Linked DNA regions of Homo sapiens: region 2 is linked to region 1. A link is a loop called in an ENCODE intact Hi-C map of the cell type or tissue named here. Cell type or tissue: PC-9. All regions are shown on one strand.

Region 1 (2,500 bases):
AACTAAAGGGACACCAGATTGGTCCCCTGGGGCCGGAGGGGCTATGGGGTGAAGGCTTGGTCATGGGAGTCATCTCTAGTGCTTGCCCTAGAACAGAAGATCACAGAGCAGCTTGGATAAAGCTGACTTGGGGTTACAGCCCTAGAACCAGGACGGACCTCATAGCCAGGAGCGGTGGTTCGAGGCCTGCAGAGGCCCAGGGTCCCTGCTGGGGAATGGAGTGAGGGAGTGAGGCAGGGATCTGGGGATGACAGGACACAGCCAGCATTGAGGAATGCCTTGTGTTGTAGGAGCCGGGGAGTGCGACATTGGAGTGGGACATTACTAGCTGTATGGCCTGTACAAGGGCCCACACCTTCCTCCCCTTGTCCAGGTCTCCTATCTATAGAATGGGGGTGAGAAAACCAATCTCTAAAGTTTCTTGCTTGGTTGGGCATGGTGGCTTACACCTGTAATCCCAGCACTTTGGGAGGCCAAGGGGAGAGGATTGCTTGAGCCCAGGGTTTCGAGACCAGCCTGGGCAACAGAGTGAGACCATGTCTCAATAAAAAATAAAAATAAAAAAAGTTTCTTATGAGAATTAAATGACAATAACACACAAAGTGCCTAATACATAGTGGGTGTTGGGAGGAAAAGGGGTCTAATTTGTTCAATTGTCATCTGCCATGGAGGTAGAAGGAAAAGTGTAGGCCAGAGGTTATCAAACTTGGCTGAAAATCACAATCAACTGGGGGGCTTGTCAACCCAGTTTGCCATTGCCCGCCCCTGGAATTTCTGTCTGTAGCTCTGGGTGGGTCCTGAGATCATTTCTAACAAGTTTCTACTGCTGCCGCTGCTGCTGCTGCTGGCCTGAAGACCACATTCTGAGAACCCCTGATGTAAATACGAAGAGGGTCAGCCCACTTTTGAGTGGCGGAAAATTGTGGTTCTACCACTTTCTAGTTCTGGGGCCTTGAACAATTTACTTAACTTCATTGTGGCTTAGTTTCTTCACTTATAAAATAAAGATAATTGTGCCTTGGGATTATCGTAGGGTGTTATAAAGATGAAATGAGTTAACAAATGTGTAAATGGTTTGGAAGAGTATCCGATAAAATGTAAACACTCAAAAATGTTAGCTCTTAGTATATGGTAGGCCCTTGAAAAATACATTATCTCAATTGTCAAAAGATCAGCAGCAGCAGTTAATATTATCATCTCCATTTTACGGCTGAAGAAGTGTAAGCTCAGAAAGATGAGATCTACTATGCAACTAGGGAACCCAGGCTGCCATCTGAACCCAGATCTTCCAGCTCCATAGTTAGGGCTGTTACAAATCAAGTCTCACTGCTTCCTTCCTCTTTTTTTTCCTTTAAGCTCTGAGAGTGGATGATTCGGCCCTTAAGCCTGAGAGGCTGAGAGTGGGTAGGGCTCAGTGCCTGGAGCAGGGAAGAGTGGAGGAGGAAGCTCAGGAGGAAGTTTGCCTGGGAACCTGGCACAAATGTTACTCAGGATGCACAGTGGGGATATTTTCGTGTGTTCAGAGGGCAGATATGCGGATGACTCAACGTTTTGCCCACGTAGTGCCTCTTGTTGCTTGGCTGCCTTAGCTGATTGAAGTCATCAGTGGATAATGTAGCAGGTGCAAATGAATTGGCTACTGATGGTTTATACAACCCTGGAGGACGCCCCTACTCTCGGCCTAATATGGACAGAAAATACAGTTATTGGACTACAGCATCAAAATACTACAGCCCTGTGGACGATGAATCAGAGCATCTCCCTCACCCACAGAGACCACAGTGTTCCACAAGAAGGGAAGATCTGCAGTAGCAATTCCTGCGGCGGGGGGAGGCTTCGTGTCTCCCCGTCCTAATTGCTGTCAGTTGCCCTGCACTGAGTGCTCACGAACAAGGAAGGAGGCACTGCGTGTGGTCATCCCAACTCCTCACAGCTGCTGAAGAGAAAACTCTCATCCATATATGGTGTTCAATGGGTTTATATGTTGATGACTCCCATCATGTATTTGCAGCCCAAATTCTGACTCTTCTGTCCTCTGTCTAGAAGATATATCTATCTATGTGTCCTTTACACTCCCTGGATTCACCATGGCCAAACCTCCTTTGAGATGAAGTCTCAATCTGTTGCCCAGGCTGTAGTGCAGTGGCGGGATCTCGGCTCATTGCAATCTCTGCTTCCCAGGTTCAAGTGATTCTTGTGCCTCAGCCTTCTGAGTAGCTGGGATTGCAGGCATGCGCCACCATGCTGGGCTAATTTTTTTTTTTTTTTTTTTTTTTTGACGTGGAGTCTCACTCCTGTCACCCAGGCTGGAGTGCAATGGTATGATCTCGGCTCACAGCAACCTCCACCTCCTGGGTTCAAGCGATTCTCCTGCCTTAGCCTCCCAAGTAGCTGGGATTACAGGCGCCTGCCACCATGCCTGGCTAATTTTTGTATTTTTAGTAGAGATGGGGTTTCACCATGTTGGCCAGGATGGGAGAACTAACCTCAGGCAATCTGC
Region 2 (2,500 bases), 76 kb after region 1:
TTTGCAAGGACACACCACCATTCTTCAAGGTATTTAAATACCTCCAGGTGGGTCAGTCTGGTTATATTTGCCTTCACTTTGATGTTTCCACGAGCTGGGGCTTTTTTGTTTTTGTTGCTCTCCTGGAGTCCTGAATGGCCCTTACGAGGCATTCTTTCCAAGCTGACACATCAAAGCAACTCCTCCTGGTATCAAGAACTTTCTCCAACTGCGTGTCCTAGGGGCGAACACATCAGCACCAGAGGGATCTGAAAAACCAGTCTTGTCCACCTTTTGGAGCTACTCTCTCTTTTGAAGAGAGGACCTCCTAGGCCAAACCTAGATAACCAGGATTTCTGAATTCCTGAGCTTGGCCCTGACAATGTACGGACGAAATTACTCATTTCCAGGTGCCAAGAGGGCCGATCACCACAAGCAGACAACACCCGTCTCTACCACAGGCGTTTATTATCTTTTGTCTTTGGGTTATTTCAGATCACTGTGAAAGGAGGGAAGGTAGCAATGAAATCTTTTGGAAATTACACATATAATGCATGAATTAACCTCTCTTAGCTTCAATTTCCTTGCCAGCCAAGGAGGGGGCGGGGATAATAACACCCACCTTGCAGAGTTGGTGTGAAGAGTTACAAGAGATGATAGCAAACATCTGGTACGACACCTGCAGCCTGCATCAGTGCTCCTTAATCAGTAACTATTTTGACCGTGTAAAATGCATACAGTCATCTGAGCATTAAGACTTTGCAAATTCAGAGAGTGGTCCACAGACCAGCACCCTCGGCATCACCAGCCGCTTGTTAGAAAGGCAATTTTCTCAGCCATCCCAACCTGCTGAATCAGAACCTGCATTTTAATGGCATTCCCCAGGTGACCTAGTAACGCACTACAGTTTGAGAACCCTTGATTTAAGGGACAGGAATTTTACCTTTGAATTTGGCGGTGATGGCATTTCTCTTGGCAACAAACAGACAGTTAGTGAGTCCATCAATCAAGTTAAGGCAATATTTACCTAACACAGCGTGCTCCTGGGCCCGAGGCTCACCTTGCTCACCTGCTCTGCTCACCTGCCTCCCGCAGTCACCTGCTCAGTGGCCAAGACTCCGGGGAGATTGCAGGCTCCTTGTTTACCAGGCAAGCACAGATAAGGTTTCTCACAGCCCCACCTGAGCTCCTGTGCCAAGGTAAACTTGCTGTCCAGAATGGCTCCCTGACTGGAAAATGTGTCAGTCTATTTATTTCTCACTCCCACTGGAAAAAAGGTGGGGTGGGGGAGTGACTGGTCATGATGTCATTCTTTCCACGGAACTTCTCAAAGGCATTGCATTTCTCGGTGACTTCCAGGCGCTGCCTGTGTGTCTGCACAGTACGGAGCACAACTGGCCAAGAACGGAGTTTCTCTTCCTTCTCTCACCATGCTGCCCCTCCTCCACCTCCTGCTGGGCCTTTTATTCCCTGTGGGCCTTGCAGGCAGCCCTAAAAAGGAACCTGGAAGCCATGAGGTGTGGGAAAGTTTTCTTGACATTTCTCCCAGAGGTGAACTGCAGAGAAGTGGGAAAAAGGGTGAAGTGATCTTTCTAAAAGCCATACAAAGAATCAACGGCAGTTGCATTCATCAAAATTCTTGCTTACATTTCTCTGGAGAAAAGCTAAGATTTTCTCATTGGGTTTCTGTCCCCAGATTGATGGGAAATGCTAGCAGACAGCACTGGAGGAAATCTGGGCTCACCCAGAAATCTGGGCTTAATCAATGATTTCTGCCATTCATCCTTTTTACCAGGAGGCTCCTACAGCTCCACATTGCTTCCATCCCAAGTCAGAGGCACTTTCTGAAAACACAAAAGTTAATAAATTAAGAGAGGGGCCTTGCGCAGGCCAGTACAGAGAATTTTCGTGAACGAAGAGATAGAAAGCCAGTCCAATTTAAAAGTATTACAATGTTTTTGATAATATTTCAACATGTAGATAAAATCAGAGACTGATACAGTGAATAGGAGTGGACCCATTTTCCAGCTCTATTCTCCAGGGTAGACTTGTAGTAACAAACAACCCCCAAACCTCAGCGGCTGACAGCACTCATCTCCCTCCCATCCTCCCATCCTCCTAGGGTTGCCTGGGGGTGTCATGCTTGCTCAGGGACTGGGGAGGACAGAAGCTTTGTCTCTGGGCTGCCATGTTGGCCAAAGTTTTTGTGCATTGGCTCAAGAGGCCAGAAACACAAGTCAATTCCAGTCACATTTCATTGGCCAAGGCAAATCTCTAGGCTGCTCCTGATTCAAAATGGGTGAGGACATAGAATCCTACTATGGGCCTGGCAGGCAGAGAGCCAGAAATATTTGGTGGGTAGCGCTAATGATGGCCACATCAGCTTTAGCAAATATTAACACATTGCCTTATTTGCTTCATGTCTTTTTACTTCAAAGAAAGTAAATATCAGCGATACAATTGAGTTCCTCTCTGTACACCTCCCTCATCCCATTTTCTTCCCTCATTTCCCAGAGCTAAG

Evidence for each region. Hi-C counts contacts between places; a loop is a spot of excess contacts. Peaks named below come from ENCODE experiments on the same cell type or tissue, not always from the same donor. Only the 100,000 strongest peaks of a DNase experiment are listed, where the experiment ranks them.
Region 2: it touches region 1 in a loop (10-fold over the local background); 3 of 110 quality-filtered maps call a loop at or near these places.

The regions. Positions count from the first base shown.
Region 1 is chr2:30,292,687-30,295,186 of GRCh38, reverse strand. LOC102723594 (a long non-coding RNA gene) reads left to right here. Exons shown (of 3, transcript XR_427017.4): 3 at 1,357-2,152. Among named protein-coding and RNA genes, the nearest start is that of LINC01936, 53 kb to the left of the region's middle. RefSeq lists a silencer at 698-868 and enhancers at 1,362-1,411, 1,582-1,641. In PC-9, no CTCF peak of the experiment used is centred here; a DNase peak (open chromatin) is centred at 1,476; H3K27ac peaks cover 691 bases.
Region 2 is chr2:30,216,655-30,219,154 of GRCh38, reverse strand. No RefSeq gene overlaps it. Among named protein-coding and RNA genes, the nearest start is that of LBH, 14 kb to the left of the region's middle. RefSeq lists an enhancer at 15-1,214. In PC-9, no CTCF peak of the experiment used is centred here; DNase peaks (open chromatin) are centred at 174 and 1,084; H3K4me3 peaks cover 757 bases; H3K27ac peaks cover 2,218 bases.